Linked DNA regions of Homo sapiens: region 1 is linked to region 2. A link is a contact called in ENCODE Hi-C or POLR2A ChIA-PET data. All regions are on one chromosome and are shown on one strand. The core of a region is the stretch at or near the end of the contact, and the rest is flanking DNA. Distances in the headings are between cores, read along the strand shown.

The links. A loop is a pair of places that touch in the nucleus more often than their neighbours do. ChIA-PET counts read pairs that join two places held with the same protein, here RNA polymerase II (POLR2A). Pooled maps may share reads with other maps.
Region 1: a loop to region 2 is called in a map of esophagus muscularis mucosa, with 2.5 times the contacts of the local background. The contact joins two enhancer-like sites. A Hi-C loop is called at or near these places in 3 of 168 maps with a recorded cell type or tissue (esophagus muscularis mucosa, naive thymus-derived CD4-positive, alpha-beta T cell and prostate gland) and 3 of 50 pooled maps. POLR2A ChIA-PET finds 5 or more read pairs at or near these places in 4 of 52 experiments (Caco-2, MCF 10A, WTC11 and 1 more).

The regions. Positions count from the first base shown.
Region 1 is chr17:65,468,085-65,474,511 of GRCh38, forward strand. No RefSeq gene overlaps it. Among named protein-coding and RNA genes, the nearest start is that of LINC02563, 14 kb to the left of the region's middle. Within about 2 kb of position 4,652, at least 7 of the 41 ENCODE cell types and tissues checked have a DNase peak (open chromatin) inside an H3K27ac peak, as active enhancers do.
Region 2 is chr17:65,513,006-65,519,617 of GRCh38, forward strand. No RefSeq gene overlaps it. Among named protein-coding and RNA genes, the nearest start is that of AXIN2, 45 kb to the right of the region's middle. Within about 2 kb of position 1,753, at least 2 of the 41 ENCODE cell types and tissues checked have a DNase peak (open chromatin) inside an H3K27ac peak, as active enhancers do.

The DNA of each region.
Region 1 (6,427 bases), core at 3,402-5,901, 42 kb before region 2:
CTATGTAGGTGCTCATCACCAATGTGCCATCCTATGTAAATGCTCACCACCAATGTGCCATCCTATGTAAATGCTTACCCATTACCTGCGTGCCATCCTACATAAGTGCTTGCTCATCACCTGCATGCCATCCTATGTGAGTGCTCATCACCTGTGTGCCATCCTATGTAAGTGCTCACCACCCATATGCCATCCTATGTAAGTGTGGCTCATCACCTGTATGCCAACCTGTATAAGTGCTCACAACCCATGTTCCATCCTACGTAAGTGTGGCTCATTACCTGTGTGCCATCCTATGTAAGTGTGGCTCATTACCTGTGTGCCATCCTATGTACGTGCTCACCACCCACATGTCATCCTATATGAGTGCTCATCACCCGCATAACATCTTATGTAAGTCCTCATTACCTGCATGCCATCCTACATAAGTAAGTACTCATCACCCGCATGTCATCTTATGTAACTGCTCATCACCCAAGTGACGTCCTACATAAGTGCTTACTATAGGTCAGGGTGTATCAGTGAAGCACTGAGGAGATAGAAATGATCCTGCAAAGTGCCTGGGTCATAGTCCATGAAGTGGGCAAAGGCCTAACAGAAAGAGGGTCACACACAGGGCTTACAGGACCCCACATCCTATCTCCTCCTTGTTCCTATGCTCAGTTTTGGAACCACCACCCACAAACTACCCCAGGATTCTAGAATCACGGGGTGCAGGGTCTCCTTCTCCCCTCCCCTACACTCAGCCACTTGTCCAGGCCAATCATTCTGATGCAAGGTCAAGCTGCAGGTGCTAGGCTTAGGAGTGACTGACAGTCTTTATTATTGGGTCCTATCACTGAGCGTCGGAAGGCAACCAGTACCAGTTTTGTTACAAGGAAAGGAACAAGACGGAGAAAAGGAGCTGGGTGCAGTGGTGCATGACTGCAGTCTCAGGCACTCAGGTGGCTGAGGCAAGAGGATCATTTAGTCCAGGAGTTCAAGATGAGCCTGGGCAACCTGGTGAGAACCTGTCTCAAAACCAAAGCAAAACAAAACAAAGATCAAGAAAAGGGCAGGTCATTGCAAATACAGAGTGAACTTCTTGGGCATCTTCACTTAACTGGTGATATCACAGGCTCTCATTTCATCCTCTCAACAGTTCTGGGATGTGATTGGTGTCCCTATTTCATAGACAAGGAATCTGAAGATCAGAAAGTGAAGAAACTTGCCTAGGATCACACAGTGAGGAAGTGGGCAAGCCAGATGTCCCATTCCAGTTCATTTCCATCTAGATCTACAGAGCAGGGAGAAGGAAGCCATTAATCAGGCTTGTAATAGATGCTTGTAAAAGATGCTTCCAAAAAGACTTCTAAGAGGAGGGGCTTCTTGGGCTTAGGGGTAAACAGAATGGGTTTGGAAGTCAGGCTGCCTGGGTTTGAGTCCTATCTCCACATTCACTAGCTTCCAGACCTCAGTTTCCTCTTGTAAAAAAAAGGTGATAATAGCAACTACTTCTTGGGGATTGTTGTGAAAATTAAATAAGCAAATGAAGATAAAGCACTAGAATAATGTTTGAAACACAGTAGCCCAGGCACTATTCTATCATTGAAAAGTAATAATATTATTCCCACTATATGACTATTGAAGGAAGATCATAATTTGTTGAGCATCTATTCTGTGCCAGGTACCATGACTGAGGGTATTTCTATTATCACCACTCCACATTATAATACTACAAAGTAAGTGTGGTTATTATCCCCAGATAGAGAAAACCAAAACCCAAGAAGAATATGGTAGCCAGCCTCCACGGTGCTCCTCTGGTATTCATGTCCTGCTGTGACCTTCTCCCACATCAAATAGGGCGGATCCATGTAACCAATAGGATGTGGTGGAAACAAGGGTGCGTGACTTCTGAGGCTACATCATAGAAGACATGGAAGCTCCCATCACTTTCTTAGATGGCTAACTTTGGGGAGGCCAGCCGCCATGTCATGAGGACACTCAAGCAGCCCTGTGTGGAGGCTGGCATGGGGAGAAACTGAGGCCTCTTGTCAATGGCCAGCACCAATTTGCCAAGTAAGTGAGCTGCCAAGGTAGTAGATTCTCCAACTTCAGCTGACGTGTTTACCACAGCCTCATGCAAGACCTGTAGCCAGAACCACCCAGGAAAGCCACTCTTAAATTCCTCACCATAGAAACTGAGAGATTAAAAAAAAAAATTAAGCCTCTCTCTCTCTTCCTTCCTCTCTCTCTCCCCCCCTCCCTCTCTCTCTCTCTCTCTCCCTCTCTCTCTCTCTCCCTCTCTTTTCAGTGATGGGGTCTTGCCCTGTTGCCCAGGCTGGAGTGCCATGGGGCAATCATAGCTGACTGCATCCTCAAACTCCTGGGCTCAAGCGATCCTCCTACCTGAGCATCCTAAGTAGTTTTTTTGTTTTTAAGTCTCTAAGGGTTGGGTAACGTGTTACAGAGAAAATGACAGTGAATACAGAGGATGGACAATATGCATGAGAGTAAGATTGAGATGCAGGTGTGCCTGGCTCCAAGTCCATGCCCATAAACCCTACATCATGAAAAAGAAGGAGAAGGATATTCGGGTTGTGCCATACGCCTTCCTCCCCTAGCCCCTTTAACCAGAGTCCAGCTGGCTGGGGAATAATGGCACACGAAGACACCATGCTGAAGGCTAGAGCCAGTCCAGACCTGGCTCAAGAGGAGAGGTGGGGCTGCCCAGGGGCTGGAGGCAGCTGGCTGTCTGCCTCCCTCCTTGTTTTGGGAGGCCCTGCGGAGAGGAAGGGGTATTCACCTTGTTTGGAAGCTGCCCACTCAGGCCAGTGGCCATGGCAACCCTCACCATTCAGAGCTACTCCTCCAAGCCTGGAACTGCCCAGAGTACCAGCTGCCACCCTCGTATGTACCCACCACGGCCCAGTCTGCCACCTTCCTCCAGGCAGAGCCTCCCACAGCTGCTGGAGCCTCCCCTAGGAGCTCCACTGGGGAGAAGCAGAGGTCCTCTCCTACCCCTTAGCCCTGGGGTCTGGAATTCAACCCTCCCCCACTCTGTTCCCAGTTGCCCTCTGTTTGACAAGAGGAGCTTGGAAACCACCTCGATCCAGTCCTCAAACTCCCCTTCCCCTGTGCCGCTCTGAATTCCAGGCTATCCCCACGATATAGCCAAAGCACCCTGGCTTGCTTTGAAAGTGTCTGGGGAGTTTTTGATCCCCTGAAAAAAAAAGGCATTTATTATCAGAGACTGTTTGTACCATATTTTAGTGTCCTCAAGAGACAAAGAGAATTCTCTCTGCAGTTGAGTAAGCTTCAAAATAGAAAATCGGAGGGTGGGGTAGGTGACGGCCAAAAAGCAATCATTTATCAACCAGCGGGGAAGCAGGGACCGTAAACCTCTTTGGTGGCTGCAGGTTTCATCACAGCCTGACTTATGCACCTGACTCTGGAGAGGAGGTGAGAATGGGGTGTGCAGAAGTCAGTGGGTCCCGCAGTCTTCCCTCCTTCAGCGTTGGTGGCCACAGTCTGTCTGTGGTCACTTGCCCCCACAGCCCCCTGCTCTGCCTTCCATTTATCGAGACCTTTCCCTTGCATTTGCGGAGGGGGAAGAAGCAGAGGTTAGGTTGCTGACATTCTGCACACCCCACAACTCCCCAGAGAAATCCTGGGGCTGATCAGTAGAATCCAGCCACCTTTCACTGGCAGAAGGCACAGTGTTTTTCTCCCTGGAGGTTTTTAACCTGTTACTTCATGTAAGCCTCCTATTGTCAAATAGAGAGAAACTGAGGGGCTTTGGAAGCAAACAGACTTGGGAAATTCTTGGCAAATTCTTAACTCTATCTCTTTGTGGGTGACCTGGGATATGTTCCCGGTGTCCTCAGCCTCTGAGTGCTCTTGGAAGATTAAATGGGATAAACCATGTGGAGTGACCAGTGCGAGGCCCAGCATGTTCTAGAAGCTCAAAGGAATGGCTACCACAAGTCAAGGTAAGGATGCTACCACTTTTCACAGATGACACAACTGAAGCTCAGAGAGGGTGAGTAACAATCCCAAGGTCACAGATATATTGGGTGCAGAGCCCAAACCAGGACCTGGGGCTCCAGGTCTCCAACCACCTTGCCGTTTGTTTCTCTCAATCAGACAGACATTTTCATTCCCATCTGTAAAATGGGGATAGGGATAGTACCTATTTGTAGGATAGCTGGAAGGACAGTGTGGGAGGTGGTCAGGCATGTGGACTCTGGTACCAAGTTCCTGGGTTCAAATCCCAGTTCTCCATCTACGAACTTTGTGACTTTGTGTAAGTTATCGACATCTGGGTGCCTCATCTCTCCCATCTGTAAACTGGAGCTAATATGGATCTAGCTCACAGGCTTGTTGGAGGAATAACTTGGGCTAATAGTCAGTAAACATCCCTCAATAATCTAAAACCCCGCTGCCTGTGGTTCCCACACCCAGAGGTCTAGGCTAACCAAGGCTGGGGCAGGTTTCTGGGAGATGGTGAAGCTGGCTGCAGACCATCCTGACCCCACAGAGGGCTTGGTGGGATGAGGAGAGGCACTGCCCTGGCAGGACTGGGACTGGGAAGGAAGGCCAAGAGGACTGGAGGCCTCTACCCCATGCCACCTTCAGGCAGTACTACCCGAGAATTGTTCCCTCTCTAGCTGAGTGGAGTGTCGGGCATGCGGGCCAAGTTCTTGAGTAACCCAGTTTTGAGCAATTCTCTAAAGGAGTGTTAAGCCCCAGAGGAATGCATGTCGGCTGTGTTGGTACAGCTTCTGGGTTTGATCTCTGTTTTAAAGACATTCATTAATCAGCCTCCACTCTATTTTTAGACAAGTCATGCCTAGCCATCCACCAGACTCTGGCCCCTCTCTGAGACTGGACTTTATTTTCTGATGTAAAAAAAAAAAAAAAAAAAATGAGAGCGAGAAGTGAAGCAATTTTCTTAATGCTCCTTTAAGGAGGGGGTAATACAGAAATCACTTCTCAGCACATCAGCAGTTTGCTAAATTTACACAAAATTAGCTGTCCTGATAAGGCTGTGTTCATTCCTCTATATTTGGGATGTTTTGCCTGTTTTGTGACTGTTTCTTTAGGAGTCAGCTTCCTCTACCAGACTGAGAATAAGCATAGAGTCTGTTTCTCTTGCTGTTGACATGATTTCTTCATTAGCGTCACCAGCATCCAACGCAGTGTCTGGCACCAAGGATTTCCATGAATATTTGTCAGGCGAATGCCCATCCTTCCTGTCCCCATTCCTTCTTTCTCTTCAGCAAGACATACGGCACCTTGAGGGTGGTCTCTGAGGGATAGAGATTTTGCTGGTCCAGCTAATTCTCTTTCCTCTACTTTTCATACAGAAATCCCCTTTCCACTAGGATTTCCACTAGGGACCCATTTCATGTGGTTCAGACAAGGTGAACCTTGTTCACGGGGTCAGACATGTGACCCAGACCTGGCCACAGTTCCCAATCTCCGTGAACACAGTTGGTTCAGACACGGACCCACGAGCTAAGAAAAGCTGATGAGAGCACCCGCAGGAGAGTGAGGTACAGCACAGTTTGGGATCTAGATCTGTGCTGTCTAATACAGTAGCCACTAGCCGTGTGTAGCTATTTAGATCTAAATTTGAATTAACTAAAGCTAAAAATTAACTAAAATAAAATAAAAAATTCAGCTCCTCAATCACATTATTCATATTTCAAGTGTTTAATAGCCATGCATGGCTAGTGGTTACTGCACTATACAGCACAGATATAGGAGAGTTCTATTATGATAGAAAGTTCTGTCGGACAGCACAGAAATTGCCGTTTCTGAACCCAATCCCAAAAGATTTCTTGATCGATCGATCTTCCTTCCTTCCTTCCTCCCTCCCTCCCTCCGTCCCTCCCTTCCTCTTCTCTTCTCTCTCCTTCTCCTGCCCCTTCCCCTTCCTCTTCCTCCTCTTTTTCCTCTTCTTCTTCTTTTTATATTAAGTTTGTTTGAGTTGAGTTTCTATTATATAGAACCCAAATAGTCTTGACCAAGATAGATAGGACTAATTATAGTTCATCAAGCACTCACAGATGCTGAAGTTCATCCAGATGAGATCATTTAACACCCACAGAGTTATTCAGTTTCCAGACAAGCCCTTATCAGTGGATCACAGAATACCAGTTTATCTTCTCAACTTTGACCAGGCAAATATCTCACCCTTTATTCCAGCTATTGATGATTCCAGATAGATGATTGTTTGATAGATAGATAGATAGATAGATAGATAGATAGATAGATAGAGCATCACTCACTCACCTGGCACAGTAATCTTACACCTTTCTTCACTTAATTGCCTCCATTCTGATCTGATATCCAAGTTGTTCCTATTTGCACAATGAAAACCTCCGGCCTTTGAGAAGCAAGGATCTGAGGCTTAATTGGACCCCCTTAAATTTGAGGGCTA
Region 2 (6,612 bases), core at 503-3,002:
CGGAGAAACCCTGTCTCTACCAAAAATATAACATTAGCTGGGCATGGTGGCGGGTGCCTGTAGTCCCAGCTACTCGGGAGGCTGAGACAGGAGAATGGTGTGAACCTGGGAGGCGGAGCTTGCAGTGAGCCGAGATTGTGCCACTGCACTCCAGCCTGGGTGACAGAGTGAGACTCTGTCTCAAAAAAAAAAAAAAAAAAAAGAAAAGAAAGAAAAATTACTCTGAATGCTACTTCAAAATACTTTTTTTTTTTTTTGTCATTCCCATCCATCAGTTAACTACCTTGTAAATTAGCCTGAGCAAACATCTCAGTAGTGAAGCTATTTTCTTTATTGGATGAGACCTTAGGTACAGAAATTGGGAAACCCCACACATCCCACAAAATTGAATCCATGTTTTCTAATAGGAATTTGAGGAGAGTGGAACCAACAGAGTAGCAAGAACAAAGAAACCTCCCTGTCAGCCAATAGTATTATAGTATCATATTATTACATACATACACATGTGTGTGTATGGAGACACACACAGCCATTTGCACATGTGCTATTTGCATGGTGCCTGGTACAAAGAAAGGATAAAACGAGTGTTAATAACCCGTGCCTCAATGACACATTCTTTATGCTTTTATTTCTACATCCATTGATGGTTTAATAAAGCCAAAAGGCCAGGCACAGTGGCTCACGCCTGTAAACCCAGCACCTTGGGAGGCCGAGGTGGGCAGATCACCTGAGATCAGGAGTTCAAAACCAGCCTGGCCAACATGGTGAAACCAGGTCTCCACTAAAAATACAAAATTAGCCAGGTGTGGTGGTGCGCACCTGTAATCCCAGCTACTCGGGAGGCTGAGGCAGGAGAATCGCTTGAACCTGGGAGGCAGAGGTTGCAGTGAACTGAGATCATGCCACTGCCCTCCATCCTGGGCAACAGAGTGAGACTCTGTCTCAAAAATAAATAAATAAATAAAGCCAAAAGACTATTTAGCCTTTTAGCTAGGATGCAGTCTTTTGGAATGAGGGTACTGTGAAGAGAAGGCAGCTTCTATCAGAATCCTCTCAGAAACTCACCAGTTTTGGAGTCCTTCTCAGTCGTGAGTTGGAATGAGCTCACACTGGCTTCTGAGAGCTGATCGTGGTCTTCTCTTCCAAACTCCCAGTTTAGTGACCTCAAGTTGGTAGTTGGAAATCGACCATGGTGGAAGTCTTTACACCATGGAAATTGGCAAATGTGACACATCAGGGCTTGTTCCCCTGGAGAGCCAGGCGTGAAGTGTTTGCCGGCACATCACTGCCTCTGACTCAGAGAGAAGTGAAATTCATATGGAAGAGAGAATGCACGTGGGTGTGAACATGAACGTTGTGGTTTGAAATTGGTGATTTTTTTCCTCTTATGTCATGAAGACAGTTGGAATTGCCCTGACGATCCATCTTCCCATGAAAAAAAGCCAAGGGGGTGTGGGTGGGGAGCCTGGATAGGTTCCATACAGTATTTTAATAAAAAATTGTAATGTAGCCTGGGGGCTTCTGGTTAAACAAAACAAAATATTTAGTTTAAAAACCTGTTCTTCACATAGAATAAAGGTGAATGAGAGTATAGAGTTGGGTGAGACCTTAGCCACGTTCTCAAAGGAAGGACAGAGAAGCCCTAATTCAGGGAGGGTTTGGCCACAGTCCCTGTGTGATGTGCTTCAGATATTCGTCATCCTGCAACAAGCTGGAGAAGACAGAGGCGTTTTGCTTAAGGGCCCCAGCGTGAGTGCCAGGCAGGGCTGAGGCATCCTGCCCAGCGCTTCTTGCCCCTTACTTCCTGGCTGCTTCTCCAAGCTGGCAAGGTCAGGGTGGATGGAGAGAAACATTTCCCAGAGGCCAGAGTTGCCCATGAGAAGTGGCTCTGCCCTGAACTGTCTCTCATTTTCTGGGGGCCAGACTGACCTGTGAGGCAAAGTTGACTTCTTCCTGATATGGGGAACAAGGAGCTCAACCAGATATCCAAGTGTGGCTCAGCTTTTGCTGACGCTTGGGAGAGAGCTGGGAGCCAGAGACAGTTCTGTGGCTTGAGGGTTCCTCTATGGATTTTATTTAAACCACCTTTTTTTTTTTTTTTTTTTGAGATGGAGTTTCACTCTGTCACCTGGACTGCAGTGCAGTGGTATGATCTCGGCTCACCGCAACCTCCACCTCCCAGGTTCAAGCAATTCTCCCACCTCAGCCTCCCAAGTAGCTGGGATTACAGGTGCACACCACCATGCTTGGCTAATTTTTGTATTTTTAGTAGAGATAGGGTTTCACCATGTTGGCCAGGCTGGTCTCGAACTCCTGACCGCAAGTGATCTGCTCACCTCGGCCTCCCAAAGTGCTGGGATTACAGGCGTGAGCCACTGCGCCCAGCTAAACCATCTGTCAAATGGGATTTTAGGAACAGTGTTGGGTCACTACAAGATACCAGCCCGTGTCCCTGGGCTTGGAAATGAGACCTGGAAAGTTGAAGGCCTTCTCTGAGCCCCATCTGAGGGCGTATGTAGGAGAGCCTAAGCTGCCTCCATTACCCCAGGCAAACAAGGAAGAGCAGAGAGAAGTGGAGAACCCCACAGCCAGGAGACCCTCTGAGCAAGCCAGAGCTGGGCCCAGAATCCAGCCCACAGCCTTTGCCTCTAAAGAACCTGGAGGTGGAAGCATCACCAGCGCAGTCCCCAGCCTCCCAGCACAACAGCCAACAGCGGGGCAGGGCAACCTGCTCTCCTGGGTGGGGCTCGGGGAGGAGACCTCTCTCTGCGGCCTCCTCCCTCTGATAGTGGGACTTTTAAAACTTGATCAAAAAAATAATAATAAATTAAAAAAGAAAAGAAAAGACAGCAAACAAGCACAAAAGAGCAGGCGGGGAAAACCCTAGGTAGGAATCAATGAAGCCTTTCAACCTTCTTCCCTGCAAAAGTCTGCATTTCTCTTGTCTTTGGGAACCCGCTGAATGGCTGGGAAACTGTTTTTAATAAACAAGAGTTCAAACGCTGAGTCTCCATAGCCAACAGTCACGCCTTAAACTCTAAACTTTACATGAAAACTCTCCCAGTCCCTTTGAACTCTCCTTCCCTCTCCGACGGAGCATTCCAGTGTTTATGCATTTTTCGAGATTGCTGGCAGGATTGCGAGGCGCTTTGAATACTTTCCCTCTCTTTAGCAATCTCCTGCCTTCAGAACCCATTAATGCCCCACTCAGCAACATCAAGGTAATGCTTTGAAGTCCCTTCTGGCTACAGGCCTCTCACACTCTTTGGTTACTGTGCAATCAAATAATTAAATGGATTCTCAGGGAAAAAAAAAATCATTCTTTTCCTTGGTAATTAAATACTCCAGGTTGGACAGGAGCGCTGTGTTGCCAAGGGAGTGAGAATCTATAAAGACTCCAAGCCCAGAAGTCTATGCTGATGGCCCCCAGGGGAGAAAAATAATAACAAGCAAGTCAGCTCAATCCTCACTGCCCTTCTTGGCTGGCAGCAACCCTGGCCCACCCCGGGCTCTCCTGTCTCAGGGCCTCCCTTCCTAGGGCTGGGGATGGGGGCGGCGGGGGCATCTTCTTTTGGCCAAAATAAGCTTGTCAGAGACTGTGGCTGCCGGAGGTCAGGGAGCAGGTTCTACTCCCCTCCCAGGGGGATTATGCCCCTAAGGAGGCAGAAGCGGGGCAGGAAGACAGGGCAGAGGGTGGAGGAAGGGAGGGTAAAAGGAGCAGGGGGGAGACGAAAGAAGGGGAAAGAAGAATGAGGAAGAGAGATGCGGAAGGCAGAGAATGGGTGAAGGGGGGGCAGGGAAAGGGGAGAGAAAGAAAGGAAGGAGCAGGGAGAGGGGTGAGGGAGAGGTGTGGGAGGAGGGAGAAAATGGGGGAGGAGGGGGAGTGAAAAACTGTTAAGGTGGCAGCTGTGGCTATTGGTTTCTTTCCTCTCTGTCTTCCACGCCTCCACCAGGGTCTGCTTCTCCCAGAACAGATCTGACTCCCACCCTTCGTCTGGGTAAAGCCCCAACCTGGAAAAGTCCAGGGCAGCCCCTCACCACCTGCTTTGCCCTTATAGCCTCAACTCTCACTTCTTTCCCACCTTCTTGCCCTTGCCCAAACTGCTCTCTCTCCCTGAATTACCCTTCCACTGTCCTCCTGACCACCCCCAGGACCCCCGAAGTCTCAGCTCAGCAGTGACCTTCCTCTGGATGTTCAGACAAGTTTTATTCAAGCAACTTTTTTTTTTTTCCCCAAGATGGAGTCTCGCTCTGTTGCTGGAGTGCGGTGGCTCAATCTCAGCTCACTACAACCTCCGCCTCCCAGGTCAAGAGATTCTCCTTCCTCAGGCTGGGGTTACAGACACCCACCACCACACTCGGCTAATTTTTGGTATTTTTAGTAGAAACGAGGTTTCACCATGTTGGCCAGGCTGGTCTCCAACTCCTGACCTCAGGTGATCCACCAGCCTTAGCCTCCCAAAGTGCTGCGATTACAGGTGTGAACCAGTGAGCCCGCCAACTTTTTTTTTTTGAGATGAGGTCTCACTAGACTCCTAGACTCCTTGCTAGACTCCTAGACTCCTAGAGACTAGACTCACTAACTCCTAGATTCAAACAATCCACCCACCTCAGCCTCCCAAAGTATTGGGATTACAGGCATGAGCCACCATGCCAGGCTATTCAAGCAACTTCTCCAATGAATCATGATCTCTCAATCAGGTGCTCCTCTGGGTTGGGGACCACATTTTCATGGCCTGTTTCCCCACCCCTACCACCCCCTCCACACCCAGCACAGGCCCATGGTAGTCCTCAGCAGGTGCTGGTGATGCTGGCAATGACAGTGATGTGCAGAAGACTACCAAAGAGGCTTAGGTCCCAAGAAGCACTTTTTAAAATGGCCGCTATATACCCTATGCTTTGTTTATGAGCATCTCAACATGGCATCCTCTGTGACTGGAACTTGGAGCATCTCTTCGTCACTCCCGTCTTGTATTCCAAAGTGGCCCATTCCCCCTCTCTAACCATCTCTCCCCATGTGGTGTATGCACCTGAATGTCCAGGAACTTGGGCTCCCTGACATCCAAATTGGCCTTGAGAATAGATCCCCCCCAACCCCTAGGACAGGAGCCATATTATTAGTCAGAATTATTTGCGTTGGCCATGACAAAAACCCAAGACAAATTGACTGAAGAGGAAGAAAAAAAAAGATGACAGGATTTATTGACTCCCAAGGCTGGGCTTTCAGAGCAGTTGAATCTAAGGACCCAAGTAAAGTCATAGGACTTAGTGGATCTTTTTCTTTACCCCCACCCTGCCATCTTGTGGCTCCTATTTCCTTCTTAGTGGCTTCAATCCCAAAATAGGAGCCTTTCATACCATGGCCCCCAGAAGCCTAAGGATTTGGTTATCCCATTTCAGAAACTTCAACAGGGAGAGAGCACCGCATTCTCTGAATTCATGGCACAAGTCCCAGGTGTGACTCTCATTGGAACAACTTAAGTCACATGTCCCTCCCTGGACCAATCACAGTAGCCAAAATGATAAGCTCTACTAATTGGCCAGATCATATGAGCATCTTTGCAGCCGAAGGGTGCTCCCCAAAGGAATACCAAGATGTTAACATCAGGAGGTGAAAACATGGATGTTGGGCCAGCTAAAACAACAGATAACCACTGCAAGAACAAATCTTACTGGTGCCATTTATGGAGATTCTTAGAGGGAGGTGGCTGGGAAGACACTGTGTGTTAGGGATGAAAGGGTAGAGACAAACTAGGATCAGAAACAAGATCTCATCAGATCTTGTACAAAGGTGGAAGGTGTGGAGCAATGGAACCAGGCAAGTAGTAGACAAGCCGAGCAGGTGACCAAGGAGCAGGACCTCCCAATAGGTAAGGGGGCAGGGCAAGGCGGCAAGAACTCCAAGCCAAATTCTGTCCCAGTCCGGAAGTCAATGATACAATTCCTGGGGAGTCAGTAGCCTATCCTGGGCTCAGCCTACCTCCTGCCTCCAAGTGGGAGAGGCTATGCTATGCCTCTTGTTAGAAAAAGTCGAGGCATCAAAGCAGTTCTAGATGGGGGTGGAGGTGGTTTGCAGAAATGTCCACAAACTCTGCTTGAAGCAACGAAAGTCTTCACACATGGAGAAATTTATCCTGAAAAATTATGAGATGCTCAGAACGCTTTATTTGGTCAAGAGAAGATGTCATCTATTGAAAGGAAATAAACCAAAATGTTATCAGATGGTATCTCCGGGTAGTGGGGATTACAGTTGAATTTCTTTGTCTTTTTCATAATTCTATGTGTTTTCCAAATTTTCTACCATGACTATTTATTTTTGTGATCAGGAAAAATACAAATTGAAGGGGGGAAAACATCCTGAAACTGTTCCTATCAAATGCTGTATAAGCCAATCTTTCACGATCATAATCCACTTTTCCATTTATTTTATTTTCTCGCTGTGTCTCTGCTTCTCACCCTGGGTATCCCTCAGTCTGGATAATTGGCCTCTGGCTGCCTGGAAGCAGTGGCTGAAGCAGTCCTATTCCCTAAAGTGAGGTTGGGAGGGGGCCCTGCTTCTCCCAGCTGAGGCTGGGCCAGGAAGCCCTAGCAATGGTTCCCACTGAGCCCGGC